Regions from separate parts of the Homo sapiens genome. Here region 1 is linked to region 2. The links are chromatin loops, found by intact Hi-C in ENCODE. Cell type or tissue: PC-9. All regions are shown on one strand. Each heading gives the region's core, and the rest is flanking DNA. Links, peaks and the distances in the headings are about the cores only. Region 1 overlaps MIR137HG (MIR137 host gene). Region 2 holds the start of LINC01930 (long intergenic non-protein coding RNA 1930).

Evidence for each region. Peaks named below come from ENCODE experiments on the same cell type or tissue, not always from the same donor. Only the 100,000 strongest peaks of a DNase experiment are listed, where the experiment ranks them.
Region 1: a loop joins it to region 2, with 2.1 times the contacts of the local background. A loop is called at or near these places in 5 of 110 quality-filtered maps.

The regions. Positions count from the first base shown.
Region 1 is chr1:97,984,910-97,993,255 of GRCh38, forward strand. MIR137HG (MIR137 host gene) reads right to left here. Exons shown (of 5, transcript NR_046105.1): 5 at 3,091-4,660. Among named protein-coding and RNA genes, the nearest start is that of LINC01930, 47 kb to the left of the region's middle. In PC-9, for the core only: no CTCF peak of the experiment used is centred there; a DNase peak (open chromatin) is centred at 4,352; H3K27ac peaks cover 1,017 bases.
Region 2 is chr1:97,934,149-97,942,494 of GRCh38, forward strand. It overlaps LINC01930 (long intergenic non-protein coding RNA 1930), which reads right to left and starts at 7,592. Exons shown (of 2, transcript NR_146275.1): 1 at 7,425-7,592; 2 at 1-21. In PC-9, for the core only: no CTCF peak of the experiment used is centred there; DNase peaks (open chromatin) are centred at 3,633 and 3,983; H3K4me3 peaks cover 909 bases; H3K27ac peaks cover 2,237 bases.

The sequences.
Region 1 (8,346 bases), core at 197-8,196, 51 kb after region 2:
TTCTAGTTTGTAAAATGGGGATAATTATGCACATCTCCAAAAGTTTGTTTATGTGAGTATTAAGGGTACTAGCATGTGCTGAGCAATTAGTACCCAGCACTTAGAAAGTGCTTTAATAGTTATTATTATTATTATTATTTTGTTTTGTTTTGTTTTTTTGAGATAGGATCTCCCTCTGTCACCCAGGCTGGAGTGCAGTGGCATGATGTGAGCTCACTGCAGCCTCAACCTCCCAGGCTCAAGCGATTCTCCCACTTCAGCCTCCCAAGTAGCTGGGACCACAGGCGCATGCCACCATGCCTGGCTAATTTTTTGTATTTTTCGTAGAGAATGGGTTTTGCAATGTTTCCCAGGCTTGTCTTGAACTCCTGAGCTCAGGCAATCCACCTGCCTCGGCCTCTCAAAGTGCTGGGATTACAGGCGTGAGCCACCACGTCCAGTCTATTTATTATTATTATTACTGTATACTGCCTCTCATGATGTCCAAATCACTATCTTTGTTCTGAATTTCTCAAGCTCCAGGCCTATTTATCCAACTCTACTAGACACCTGCATATTTCATAAATGTCTCAACTCACTATTATCTCCCTAACTTATTATTCTAGTATAACTTACCTTGGTGAATATCACCATCACACCAAGCACAGAAGTCACTCAAGGCTCCTCCTTTTTAATCAATTAACCTCAGACATGGATTTTCCCCATATTTTCCCAGCCTTATATCTTATCCATCTTCCTTCTGCTCACCGTTACCTAAAGCACACTAAATTCCAGTAATTTTGAAATACTGAATGTTAGTTCATTTCATAAAAAAAGGAACCCCAAGGGAACCCTACTATATGCTAGGCAAGACACTGATCATGCAAAGATGAACAGGACCTAATCTCTGCCTTCAAGAATTTCACAGTCTAATTAGGAAGACAAACACATTAACAAACAATTGAATACAATGTGGCGAGGGCTTACAAAACATACGCCAGTGTATTAAAGGAAAGTAGAAGAGAGTATGGACCACCTGGTGAAAAAGGCAATATCAGAGCTCAGTCTAATTTGACAAACAACATGGTACCAGGCTCTGTGCTAGGTGCTGGGGGTATTGTTTATGACTTGGAGAATCTATGGGAAAGGAAAGCATCAAAATATATTTTAATATAAAGTAGTGACTGCTAAGACAGAGGGAGGCACAGCATGTTCTCAGAATGCAATCAAGATATTTGTAGTTTAGGAATAAGAAACTTGGAGAATAAGTCAGGAAGTTTAGTGATTGTTCATACAACTTCCTCTGCTTGATCTGACTTCTCTCATTTTGTTTTCCTGGAAAAACCCGTGTCTAAGACTCCAGTTATTACCTTCAGTTTGAAGCTGATCCCAAGTGCTTTTGATCCTCAATGTCCTGTCCACCCCACCCCACCCTCAGCATTTTGTCTCTCTTTGACCACTGATCTGTGAGAGCAAATGTAACTTATTTTCTCAGCTTAATTATTTACACAGCCATTTCCTCTCAATCTATTATCAAGTGTGTTGTGGAGAGTTTGCCGTAAAAAAACTCATATTTCTTAGAGTAATCCAATGAATTATCACATTATTGTTAAATCACTTGTTACGCATATTTTCTTCATTGAACATATGAGCATTTCCCCAGTGTTTCCTATATGCTGAACACTGAACAATCATACCTACTAGAGCTGGTGAGCTCTGATTCATGTGGCATTTTTGTACAATCTGGAAAGGAACTGTATTAGTCAGCTCAGCACAAAATACTGTAGACTAGGTAGCATAAACAACAGAAATTTATTTTCTCACAGTTTCGGAGGGTGGAAGTTTGAGATTGGGGTGCCAGCTTGATTGGGTTCTCGTGAGCCCTCTTCCTGGCTTGCAGAGGCTGCCTTTGTGCTGTGTTTCCACATGACGCGCGCGTGTGCGCGCGCACACACACACACACACACACACACGGGGAGAGAGAGAGAGAAAGAAAAAGAAAGAGAGAGAGAGAGAACTCGCAAGCTTTCCGAGGTTTCTTATAAGGGCACTAATCCTGAGGGCCTCACTCTCATGATCTCATCTAAACCCAATTATCTTACAAAGACCCCATCTCCAAATACCGTAACACTGGAGGTAAGGGCTTCAACACAGAATCTGAGCAGGGGATGGGAGGACAGTTCAGTCCAGAGCATTCCACCCAAGACATCACCCACATGGATTTGCAGGATAGCCCCATCCTTTCCACCCTGTGGGATTGCCAGCCCCACCCCCTAGCTCTGACAGGCTTGAGTCCTCTGAGTGGTTCTGCCTCCAAAGAGCTGAGTGGAGACTGTCCAGCCTGTTGAAACTGAGGCTGTGGCTCTGGCTATCTCTGAATTGCCTTTGGGGCCATTTTTTCCTCTCCTTGAAAAATAGTGCAGGTTCACAGCCAAATAAGCAAATCAGCCCATCATGTCTAACCCAAGAAGTCTCGAAGCCTTCATTCTTTTTGTCCCATCTTCATCCCCTTCAGTTCAAACTGGCAGAATTTCTGCTCACATAATCTCATAAACTCTTATCAAATGGTTGTCCAGTCACACTCCTAGTGTTATTTTCAGAGCAAGTTTTTGTCATTTTTTAATAATGTGGATAAGCTGAGAATTTCCCAAATCTTCAAGTTCTGGTTCCTTTTTGCTGAACAATTTCTTCTTCAACTTATCTTTTTTTTTTTCATTTCAGCAGAAATGGTCAGGAGGAAACCAGCTGCTCCTTCATCATATTGCTTAGAAATGTCAAATATTTAATTTCATCACTCACAAGTTCTACCTTCCTCAAAACACTAGAATACAGTTCACCTAAGTTTTTTGCCACTTTGTAACAAGGATCACCGTCCTTCCAGTTTCCAATAACATATTCCTCAATTCCATCTGAGGTCTCACCAGAATCACCTTTACTGTTTGTTCATATGTTTAGGATGCACCTGAAAATTCTTGAGCCTCTACTCACTATCCAATTCCAAAGTCATTTCCCCATGTTTAGGTATTAGTTACAGTAGCACCCCCATTTCTTGGTACCAAAATTTGTCTTAGTTCAGGGTGCCATAACAAAATACCATAGACTGGGTGGCTTAAATAAGATAAATTTATTATCTCACAGTTCTAGAGAATAATGTCCAAGATTACAGTACCAGCAAAGTAGATTTCACTCTGAAGCCTCTTCTGTTTTCTCATAGGTGGTTGTTATCTCACTGTGTACTCACATGACCTCTTTGTGTGCCTGTGGGGTAAGAGGGAGAGAGGGCAAGCTCTCTGGTGTTTTCTCTTTTCAGGGTACTAATCAGGAAGGCCCCACACTCTTGACCTCATCTAAACCTAGTTATCTCCCAAAGGCCCCATCTCCAAATACCATCATATTAGAGATTAGGCTTCAACATTTGATTTTGGGGGGACACGATTCAGTCCAAAGCAGGTGCCCTTCCTCAAGACAGTTTATGTCCATCTGTAGGCAATTTGTCATAATAAACTAATTTTAACAGAACAGGGTGTTCCACTGTTATCTGCCAGAAAATGGTTGTAATAAATACTTAAATCTGCAAATTGTACCATGTGAATGCTCCTCTGGAGTTACACAGTAAGCAACCTGAACAATTATTCACCGTAGTCCAGGTTAATCCTTCCTTGTCCTCAACTGACAATTTTTATGTATGGTAAGGAAAATAAATGCTTCAAAAATCTGTTAAATCAGAAATCAGAGGTTTAGATAAGTAAACTATTTACTCCAAAATTATTACAAAGAAAGACCATCTTAATAAGTAAAGAATGTAGTATATGGTTTCAATTTGACAAGACACAATAGTGTGTGACTAAAAAACTGGGCTATAAATAGAGCTTTTTGCTAAGTTTGAGTACAGTAATTATTAAGAAAATCCGTTATTTAATAAAAGCAGCTGAGAACCTGTCAGATTCAAAATCACAAGGTTGAAATTGACTAAATAGGTCCATATGTTTGTAATCCTGTTTCCAGAAAGGACCTTCCTTAAATCGCCCAAAATAAATGAATACCTTGTTAAATACAGATGAACAATTCATACTATAAAATATCTTCCCTAAATTTAATTTCAATCCATGGTACTTAAAATTTAACTTCGTTTCTCTTGTTCTGTCAATGTCTGAATAAATGTTGCAGCAAATATGAAGTGCCTAGAATGTGGCAGGAACTCTGTAGATGGCAAAACAAAAATTAATTCATGTAGAACCCTTCTTATTAATGTATTTAGAATACTTTTCAGGCTTCCTTCTTTTCTGGCAAGTTACACTTTTAACTTTGTACAAGCAAATATGAATCATCAACTAGTTGATTATACAGTCTGAAATTTTCTTCTTCAAATATGAATACAGCAGATCATAATCTTAGGTTTCTATTACAACACATACTGCAGACATGCAAGATTTAACAAGAAAGTAGTAACAATGTAAATAGCATTGCTTTCAAATCTACAGAAAATGGCTTTCTAAGATTTGTGCCAATCATTCATTTTTAAAAATTGGGAATGCTGGCCAGGCGTGGTGGCTCACGCCTATAATCCCAGCATTTTGGGAGGCTGAGGCAGGGGAATAGCTTGAATCCTGGATGCAGAGGCTGTGGTGAGTCAAGATCACGTCATTGCACTCCAGCCTGGGCAATAAGAGCGAAACACCATCTAAAAAAAAAAAAAAAAAGTTGGGAATGCCTAGATTTAATAATTTGAGGAAATTTTTTAAAAAGAAAATGAGCAGTGCCTTTTCATCACCATGGGCTCCTTTTACCTATTCTCTTTTTCTTAATTATTTCATATCTTCTAATCTTTTCTCAATATTTTACAATAATTCTTTTTCCATTCAGCTTATCTACACATAAAAGTATAACACATAAGAATTTCCCACAATTATCTTTTCTTTCTTTCCTTCAGATTATTTCCTTTGTCATAGATTATTTTAGATATATTAGAGAACTTAATGTGTTTGGATTACTTCAAGAATAATTGTACATTGGCCCAATTCTGTATTGACTGGTTTTCTTCAGTTTTATGTAGTCCTACTAAAAGCAGATTTTTAAATTTTAGTTCTTAACATTTCATGTGCAGAATATTTGTGCTATTTCATGGTAGTTTTATTTTTAATTATGTTGGCGTATTTTGTGTATTTCCAGTTTTAAAATTGTATAGAAAAAAGGATCCTCAACCACTGCACTATGAGAGTAGGAGGGGTGCTCTTATTTTCCTGGCTCTTCGTCACAGCCTTCCCTCAGGAATGGAAATCATGGTGGCATAACTGGAGAGCAGCTCATCAGGCACACAAGCTTAGGGAATCCAAGGGAAGAATGCACTGGTTAATTGTGGGTCAGCATAGAAAAGAACATGATCATGTCCTTTGCAGGGACATGGATGGAACTGGAGGCTATTATCCTTAGCAAACAAACTCAGGAACAGAAAACCAAAAGCCACATGTTCTCTCTTATAAGTGGGAGCTAAATGCTGAGAACACATGGACACGTAGAGAGGAACACACACTGGGGCCTTTAAGAGGGTGGAGGGTGGGAGGAGGCAGAGGATCAGGAAAAATAACTCATGGGTACTCGACTTAATACCTGGGTGATGAAATAATCTGTACAACAAGCCCTCATGAAACAAGTTTACCTATGCAAAACAAACCTGTACTTGTACCCCTGAACTTAAAATAAAAGTTAAAAAAAGAAATATGATAATTTTCTTAATTGCATGGAAATGTAGTAAGAACAAAAATTCTTAAAAACGACTAAAATTTATACTTCTATAGCAATTAACATAAACATTTTTTAAACCATTCATCAGTTTATTTTCACATACCCCCAAAAGATTCAAAAAGCGTTAGTCACACTTAAATGATTTGATTTTTTTAAGTGAATCAAACAACTTTTTTTTTTTTCCTGATTGCATGAACTGACCAGGTGTTTGATGACTTTTAGCAGATGTTGACAATATATTGATATTACTAATGCCAACACTTTTTTTTATTTTTTATTTTTTTGAGATGGAGTCTTGCTCTGTTGCCCAGGCTGGAGTGCAGTGGTGTGATTTTGGCTCACTGCAAGCTCCGCCTCCCGGGTTCACGCCATTCTCCTACCTCAGCCTCCCGAGTAGCTGGGACTACAGGTGCCCACCACCACGCCCAGCTAATTTTTTGTATTTTTAGTAGAGACGGGGTTTCACTGTGTTAGCCAGGATGGTCTCGATCTCCTGACCTCGTGATCCACCCTCCTCAGCCTCCCAAAGTGCTGGGATTACAGGCGTGAGCCACCGCGCCCAGCCTACTAATGCCAACACTTTTGATAAAATGTTGAACTGAGGTTATTATAAACTCACCTTTCAATTTCTCATTAAATATGAAAGTTCATACTTATTTCCTTGTTTCTTGAAAATATTCTTTCAAACTATGCCAACTCTCTCGAAGTGGAAGAAAAAAGCAAATTTACTTCCTTGACTTTACCAGATGCCATGTTATTCAAAAGTTGTTTTTCTTTTTGTTTTATTTTGTTTTCAGGGAAAAACCCATCAATCTAAGCAGTGAAAAAATGGAAAGACTCCATGATGTTTTTTAAGTATAGCTACAACATAAATGAGAGTTATTAATCTGCAGCACACCAATCCAACTCCTAAATTACATAATAAACAGGTTTTCTGTCACATATAGCCTCTTCTCTTTGTTAACACCATTATAATACTGCTAATATCTATAACTTGGAAAACGAGGCATACAAGGTTAGGATGTCTCTGATAAACAAAAAAGCTTTTAAGATGGGGCCTTCATTGTTTGTGAAGAGCTAATCATTCAACAATTAAATGTTTGACAAGTTTGACAACCTAAAACTAGACAACGAAATTGCTGCTTAAAATAATAGAAAACATCCTTTTAGGGGAAATTGGTAAACCTCTTCTAGGGGAAATAAGACCCATTTTCATGTCAGCTGAGTTTTAAGTTGCCATTAAAGTGATAATATAAAGGGAAAATAAACGGATTTTGATTACATATTTAACGTTAATTCAAGTGCCTCTTGATATCTCCCCAAATTAGTTTGTTAAAAATAAAATTGCCTGTTGACAATCTATTTTTATAAACATTTAGGTTATCTGTAACTTAATTGTAGTTTTTACTTAAGCCATAACAAATAGTGTTTGTAGTACAAATGTCATTTATATCCCAAAATTTACTTAGATTTAAAAATATTTTTTACCGATTTATTTGCTGTTTCTTCCTGAATCATATTCCTTCTTTCTTGATTTATTTATTTCTTAATGAAATATGTCCTTTAGTATTTTTTCAAGTGAAAGTAGGAAATTCTGTGTCATTGTGCATCTTTAAACTTCTTTATTCCACCTTCTCTCTTAAATGTTTAACTTTTCACTGAGATTTATCTTGTCAGCACATTGAAGTTACTCCTTCATTCTCTTTTGGTCTTTCCTAATGCTGATGAGGTCTTCTATCCACCTGATTGTTCCTTTGTAAATTACCTTTTATCTCTATTTGATTTCAAAATTCTCTCTTTGTCCTTGATGTTCTGCAATTCCACTACAAAGTGACTAGGTATAATTTGGGGGTTTTTGTCTATTTAAATTTTCAAAATAATTACTCATTGCTTTCTTCAGTTTTCAAGAAAGGTTTCAGCCATCATTTCAAATATTTCCTCTTCCCTATCAATAATATTATTTGTTACTGGAATTATTAGACATATGCCAGGGCTTCTTGATATTTTTTTCCATGCCTTTTAAATTTCCTTTAATATTTTTCTTTTCTTTTTCTCTCTCTGTTGCATTTTTGTATGCTTTGATCTACCTATTCACTTATTTTTCTCTTCATCTACATCTAGTCTACATACTCTCTATTATTGTTTTATTTCAATTATTTGTGATTTTATTTGACTGAAATCTCTTTTTGGCTTACACTAGTGGGAGCAGGGAACACAGGATTCTATAGTGTTCTGAAGAGATAATGCTATAAGTGATTCGAAAGAGCAAATGCCTCTGATAAGACTGTAAGATGCACGAGAGAAAGGATGTTTCATTATCTAGGTAGCCCTACTACCCAGTAAACAGCCTGGAAAATAGTATGTTCTCAATAAATGTTTACAGTAATGGATTAAATATAAACCAAGTAAATGTTAAACTTCACAACGATATACCTTAATATTAATATGTTGTCTTTAGTAATTGTCAGTAGTTCAAGTACAGTAATTCTCAAACCAGAGATATTAAAAATCACCTCCGGAGAACACTAAAGTGTAGATCCATAGGTCCCACCATAGAGTTTCTGATTAATTAGGTCTGAGATCTAAATATCCGTATTTTCACAACATGTGAAGTCACATAAACTA
Region 2 (8,346 bases), core at 30-8,029:
ATTGCCACAGTGTTGACAATCCTAGAGGAGAATAGAAGGACTAATAAGAACAAAGTTAATGCAGTATCTTCGTTACCCCAAGCACAAGCCAGTCTCCTTTCCCCCAATCTTCATTTTCTCATGCTGTTGCCCTCACTCACCTAGATTCTCTCCATTTTTTTTTCTCTATACTTAATCTAGTCCTTTAAATTATCTAATGCATTCCTTCTCCCTCTCCATGAAACTTCTCCCAGTTATTCCTGTTACTGGTAGATTTCTATCATTCCTGAACTTGGTTGGTACCAACGACCTGAAATTAGATATAATACCAGTGCAACTAAGTAATAAGGTCAATAGTGCTGGAAGGATTGGTAGGTAGGAGGACACTGTGGTAGCCAGAAGAATAAATATCAATGTCCCCATAACTCTTTTGAAACTCCTCAGTCCTTATTCTCTCTTCATTTTTTCTTTTTCCAGCTTTCATCTCAGTTAATTAACCACATCATATGAAACCATATCCTGCTCCTCACCCTGAAATCTCTGGCTGCTCACCCTAGAAACACCACCTGCTAACAACCTGCAGTGCTGGTATCCATCTTTGGCCACCACCTATCCTAACTTGCTGGACTAGCACCCTATGCCAAGAAGGGTACAAAAAACGTATACGGAAGTAAGTCCTACCCACATGAGACAATAAAATGGACGGATGAGAAAGTGGATAGAAAGTGCCAGGCGTTAGTCGAGATCAAAACGTGTTAAGTGCAGCTGGGCATGGTAGCTCACATCTGTAATCCCAGCACTTTGAGAGGCTGAGATGGGAGGATTGTCCAGGAATTCAAGACCAGCTGGGACAACATAGTGAGACCTGTCTCTACTAAAAATTAGAAAAAATAAATAAATAAACCAGGTGTGGTGGTGCATGCCTGTATTCCTAACCACTGGAGAGACTGAGGCAGGAGAATTGTTTAACCCCAGGAGTTCCAGGCTTCAGTGAGCTATGATCACCACTGCACTTCAGCCTGGGTGATAGAGCAAGACCCTGTCTCAAAACAAAACAAAACACCTAGGTGTTAAGTGTGCATTCTGGTTGGAAAATAATTAAATAGCGATTACCTTTCACAACCAATTTCCTACATATATTACTTTCATATGTTTATTGAGGTACTTGGTGCATCTAATACTATTTTTCAAGTATACTGTAAGTTAATTTAGCTTTATGCCTTTGTGTAATTTCCAACCTTGAACTTGCATGTTTTTTTCCCCATGAGTAAAACGATGAGACTGAGTAACAAAAATAGCCACCATTTATTGAGAGATTATGTTATGCCACACACTCCTTTAAGTGCATGATATACATTATACATACTCATATGATACTTAATTATCAATCCAGAAGATATTATTATGCTTATTTTACAGTTCAGGAGAATGGGCCTCTAGGAGTTTAAGTTCCTTGACCCAAGACACTACCTAGTTAGGCACATTAAAGACCTAGCCTGAGATTCTGTCACAATACATCAAATTTGCTGCAAGAAAATATTATGTTTGTGCATTCAACTCAGTGCTTTATCATATATAGTGGAAAAAAGGAAGGCTGTTTATATGCTATTGTACACCAATTCTTGCTTGTTTAAGTCTTTTGTTACTAGGTCAGATTTTGAGTGTAATATTCCAGTAATTGATATATGCACTTCTTGTTCGTCCTTGACATCGCATGACACCTCATGGTACACTGAATAAATGTTCAACAAATAAATGCATGTGGCTTTGATTTGATGTTCTGATAAAATTGTGGGATCTTGTTATTCCTTTTATTTTCAATTGCCACAGTGTTGCAATCCTAAAGAAGAATCGAAGGACTAATAAGGACAGAGTTAGGGTAGTAGCTTTCAGGGATGTGAGGTTTGAACCCCTTGGTTTAAAATTGAAAGAAAAATTTTTCCTACCTCCTATTACAGTACCTAAGACCGTATGCAGTACACATCCTGGTTTTCTAGTAATGAAGTTTTAAGAAATATGTGATCACTTTCATTCACATTTTTTTCTGAATATGTGATAAAATCATAAAACACAAAACATTAAAGGGGAAAATACAAAATACTCATAATTGTACTATCAACATTTGAATTTATATCAATTTATGGAAATTTTGATTTGTTATCTTTTTTACTTAACTTGAAATGTGATTTTTAGTAGATTCATATTATTCTAAATTTTGGATGTTCCCTAAAATATTAATATGTGTAGGCTAGGTTATGCTACAATAACAAATCACTCCAGAAATTTCAGAGGCTTAATGCGACAAAGGTGTATGTCTTGCTCACGTTACATATCCCATGTGGGCTGGTAGAAAGCTTCTGCTCTATACAGATACACAGGGACTTGAGCTGCCAGAGGTTGCAATTTCTTTTGATTATACCTTCAGGAACATATGGCCTCCTCAGTCCAAGTGGTTATAAAGATGCAGAAATTTCTCACCTCAAAGTAAAATACTTAAATAAGAAATGACATATGTCACTTCTACTCATAGTTCAATGGCCAGAACAAGTTGCATTACAGTGCCTAATTGTAAGGGGTGTGCAGACTGTAAAGGAACACATGGGATATTTTATGTAATTAACCCTCCTCAATTTCTTTCTTAAATAGATGTCCCTCAGTTTTATATTTAGCAGTGTTTTCTCAAAGTTCGGGGTATAAAGAAAGGCATCCTTCCTTTTTTCAAGTGTTAATAAATCTGTAATAGTTACTAGCCTTTAGACTTCAGACTTAGGTTCACTCAAAATATAACTTACGTGTTCTATAATAAAAGTTAATTTCTATTTTGAATCCTCAATCAGCCAAGTGGCAAAACAAAATCTCAGCCAATCTAATACTTCTTCTCCCATTCACCTAGAGTTTCTTCTAAATTTAGGGGGTAGCAAAGTGCCCATATTTCAGGCAGGAGAGTGAGGCACCTGGGCCCTAGTCATTTGCATGTTCCAGTGTGGTGACTGATGAGATGAGCATCACCCATTCTATTCGCTGGTCCATCTGCATGAGTACAAGAAGCTTCTGTTTCCTAAAGAAAAGACTCTCAAAGCGTTGTGTTCTCTCTCAGTTGCTGCTGTGCCAGTGTGGGCCTCATATTCTGCTCTGAATGTGTCAAAGATGGGGTGCTGGCAAGGGGATGTAAAACATCAGGGCTCAGATTCTTTTCTCAGAGTCCCAGTAGTGACTAGTTTTTTTCCCTTGATAGGGAGGATAGGAAGTGTAGAAATTGGCTGATTGCATATTCTCCCAAATCTTACAATGTACCGTAACTTCAGGTTTTGAAATCAAGAGGCTAAAATTTGACTTTTCTAAAACTTGTCTTCTGTTTTAATAACTCTCAGCTGAAGCTATAATCCCGCTGACTGAGTAGAGGCAAAAATGAGGAAAAAAAGTTGAAAAATGCATACCTTTCATCAAAATATCATTCTATGAAAGAGATACATATATATGTTTGTGTATGTAAATGTGTGTGTGTGTGTGTGTGTGTGTGTGTGTGTGTGTGTGTGTGTGTATTTGTTGTTGTTGTTCACATTGAAAGAGATAATGCTGCCTACCAAACTAATAAGTCCTTTCTTGGAGAAATTGCCAAACCTGCTGACTAACTACTCAGGTTTCCTGTGGGTAAGGTGGTCATCTTCTGCACCATGCAACTATATTATCTAATAAAACCTGACTATCCAGTGTTTATTTGCAATCCCAGAGCCAAAATTCTTCTTTAATAATATGCATCCCAATCATATTCTTAACTTAGTATTTTACCTGGAGGCTTAGGTGTTCCCAGAAATACATTTTTAAAATGTATTTTAGAGGTGGTGGTGATGGGATAGGGGATTATTATTTGTATGCTCATTTGTTGGTTAGCTGTGGCTTTAGAAGAGCCATTTTGTCTGTCATTGGAGGAAGGTGACTCACTAGTTGTAAATGTAATTCCCTCCCTTTCTACATCCAGTTTCCAAGAAGGAAGACTTGCCACTGTGTTTCTAATGAGTCATTTTTTAATCATGCTGCCCATCAAGCAAAGACAGATGAATAGATTATTTTTTCATTTTTGTGGATAGTTTTGCAACCCAATAAGCACTTCTTCTTGAGACATTAATCCACTTTATGAGAGAGAACAGGACCAGGATAGTGGAGGGTTTATGTTTTGGGAGGCAGTTGGAGTGGGTAGGGTTAATGAGAGAGTTTCCTGATTGGGAAATGGGAAGGAGAGGAAAAGAAAAAGGAAGTACAAGTTCCACAGAGTAGAGGCCCCCTGAATATGTAGGTTCATAGAAGGAGAAGCCTCTGTGGGTCCCTGTAAAGACTTAGCACTCAATTTCGCTGTTTCAAGGATCTTGGCGAGTGTCTCTCACAACTAAGCCAGGAAAAGAGGAAGTTCATCTTCCACGGGAGCCACAGCCATCATAAAATGTTAGAGTGGAATGACCAGTGAATGAGTGGAAAATGCAGTGGAAGAGTAAAGTTTAATAGTGACAGTGTATAATCCCTAGACGATCCCTCTACTTTTAACAGACTTTTAATTTTAGAATAGTTTTAGATATAGAGAAAAGTTTCGAAGATAGTACAGAGAGGTCCTATTCATCTCACACTCAGTTTCCATTATTGTACCTTCTTACATTAGTATGGTACGAATATTACATTCATGATCCAATGTTAGTCCATTATCATTAACTAAGTTCCTACCTTACTCAGGTTTCCTTGGCTTTTACCTAATAGTTTTCACTCGTGCAGGATCCCACCAGTGTACCATACTACATTTACTGGACATGTCTCTTTAGGTTCCTTTTCACTGTGGCAGTTTCTCAGATTGTCCTTGTTTTTGATGACCTTTGAGTAGTACTAGTCAGATATTTTGTAGAATCCCTTAATTAGATTTGTCTGGTATTTCTTAATGATTAGATTGGCTAAAGATTTTTAGGATGAAGACTTCAGAAGGAAACTTCCATTTTTATCCCATCATAATACAAGTGTGTGCTAGCAATATGACTTATCACTGTTGATATTAAATTTGTTCACCTGGCTGAGATATTGTTTGTCAGGTTTCTCCACTGTAAAATTACTCTCTTCTTCTATTTCTTTTCATAGTGTATTTTTTAGAATGAAGTCCCTTATGAGAAGACCACATATAATCATTAGAAATAAGAAAGATCAGCGGGGCGCAGTGGCTCATGCCTGTAATCCTAGCAGTTAGGGAGGCCAAGACGGGTGGATTCCCTGAGCTCAGGAGTTCAAGACCAGCCTAGACAACATGGCAAAACCCTGTCTCCACTAAAAATAGAAAAAATTTAGCTGGGTGTGGTGGTGCGTGCCTGTAATCCCAGCTACTCGGGAGGCTGAGGCAGGAGAATCACCTGAACCCAGGAGGTGGAGGTTGCAGTGAGCCAAGATCATGCCATTGTAGTCCAGCTTGGGTGACAGAGTCAGACTCTGTCTCAAAAAAAGAAAAAATAATAATAAGAAAGATCAGTGGTGGTAGGGAGGAGTGACCAGATTGGAGAATAATATAAAATAAGTAGAGTTTGATTTGTGCTTTGAAAAAAAGGTAGGGTTTGGATAGGTAGTAGGGACAGAGGATGGGAAGTTATGCTCCCCCTCCTTATAGCCAAGTACCTACATAGATTATTTGGAATTCTGCATGAAAGCTCTGTTTATTCTCCCCTATTTATTTACTTATTCAATTATTTATTTATATTAATATGGACTGATGGATTTTTTTTATACTTTGAGTTATAATCCACACTACTTTTTTTTTTATTGTTGCTCAAATTTTTCCAGCATTTGACATTGAGAGCTTTTTCATTTGGCTCCAGTGTCCCTTTGATATGCCTCCTTCACTCATCATTATGTGTCTGTGTTTGTGTCTCTGTGTGTGTATGTGTGTTTTAACACTTCCTTACTTTTTGGCACTACAATATGCCCCAAGCTTATCTTGTATATTCCTAGCCTCAGTTTTGGAATCAACCATTTTCCCAGGTAACTTGCTTCCTTCAATTGGAGAAATGTACATTAGAAACAAAGATCTGGGCACTAGGTGTGCTTATTGCTATTGGAGTGTCATTTTTCTAGGTCTTCTCAGCTGACAGAGCAAAAACAAATTTATGTATACTAACCCTTGTATGCACATTTATCTGTAAATATTTCCGTAATCTGCTGTAATATATAGAGGAAATTAAATAATGTGCTAAATTAAACATGAGTTCATACTAATGTCTCTAACTTTAACCCATTGCTACATTGATCATTCTAACCACCCCTAGTGTTTTTGTAACTTCCCACTCCAACAGTGAGAAACCTGGCTTCCACCATCCATTTACTTAATTCTTCAGTTCCAGTGTATATGTATGGTAGTGTCAGAATTGTTAAGCCATAACCCTGCGGGAAACAACTTTGTCAACTATACTACATTGCTTAGGTACCATGTCTTTTGTCACTAGCTTTGTGGACTCCACAAACTTCTGGAGTTGCTTCCATCAGTACCTTTCTCCCTACTTTCTTCAGTGAGGTTATTTCATCCACTTGTAGTAGAGTTAGATTCTTCTGTCACACGTTGCCTTCCATCATGGGATTTCTTAATCTCCTATATGATTTTGTTTTAATTTACATGTGTTAAGCTTTACTGTTGGTGCTATAAAGTTCTATGGGTTTTGACAATTTAATTGTCAAATTAAATTGCATTTAATATATATGCACCATTTAATATGTATGCACCATTTAATATGTATGCCATACCATTTAATATGTATGCACCATTATAATAGCATACAGAAAAGTTTCTTGCCCAAAATATCCGCTGTATTTTTTCTATTTAAACCTGCCCTCTCCTGGAACCCTTGGCAACCACCGGTCTGTTCACTGAATCTATAGTTTTGCCCTTTCCAAATGTCATATACATTGAACTGTAAGTTATGTAGCCTTTCAGACTAACTGCTTTCACTTACTAACATGCATGTAAGTTTCATGCATATTTTTGCATAACTTGATAGCTCCTTCCTTCTTATCACTAAAGAGTATTCTATTGTTTGGATAGACAACAGTTTGTTTAACCTTTCACCTACCAAAAGACATCTTGGTTGCTTTCAGTTTTTGCCTATTATATATAAGACTTCTAAAAACTCGTGCAGATTTGCTTTGCAGCTTTATCATTTAATTTTTTTAATTTAGATATAATTTGCATACCATAAGATTCATCTTTTTAAAATGTATTTTTAAATATATATTTCAGTGTTTCTTAGTACATTCACAGTATTGTGCAGCCATCACCACCATCTAATTCAAGAATATTTTCAGCACCCAAAACCATGTACCCAACAATTATTTCCCATTCTCCCTTGCCTCCGACCCACTAATCTACTTTCTGTCTCTATAGCTTTGCCTATCTGGACATTTCCTACAAATGGAATCAAATGATACATTACCTTTTGTGTCTGGCTTCTTTAACTTAACACAGCGTTGTCAAGGTTCATCCATGTTGTAAACATGTGTCAATCATTCCACTTTATGTCTGCATATTATTCCATTATATGGATATACCACACTTCATCTTTTCGTCAGTTGTTGGACATTTGAATTGTTTCCACTTTTGGCTATTAAGAATAATGCTGCTATAATCATTTATGTACACATTTTTGCATAAACATATATTTTCATTTCTCATGGATATATATCTATCACTGTAATTGCTGGGTCATATGGTAACTCTTTGCTTAACTCTTTGAGGAGTTCCCCAACTATTTTTGAAAGCAGCAGTACTATTTTAGATTCCCTCCAGCAATGTTTGAGAGTTGCAATTTTGCCACCTCCTCACTAACACTTGTTATTGTCCATCTTTTTTATTATAGCCATGTAATGGGTGTGATTTGATATCTCATTAAGATTTTGATTTGCATTTCTCTAATGACTAATGATCATGTGCTTCACATGCAGGTTTCTGTATGTTCATAAGTTTTCAAATCAGTTTGGTAAGCACCTAGAAGCACTATTACTGGATTATGTGTTAAGATTATGTTCTCTTAATTTTTAGTCAATCAAATAAATGTAATCATCTAAAACAACCAATATTTGTGAACTCTCATCTGTTACAAACAATGATAGCTAGCTAGTTGTTAGCCAGAGAGGAAACAGAAAACTCATGTTGTTCTATGTTATTCTTCCCTGAGTGCAAATGATTATTGCACCTTCTAGGGGAGATGACAAGGTGCTGGGGTACTTTCAGGTGTCACAATGACCATGTGTGCCACAAGCATTTAGTGTCTGAGGATGAATCAATATTGTGCAGTGTGTGAAAGAGTCTTGCACAATTAAGAAATGTTCTATTCCTAATGTCACCGAACATCCCAG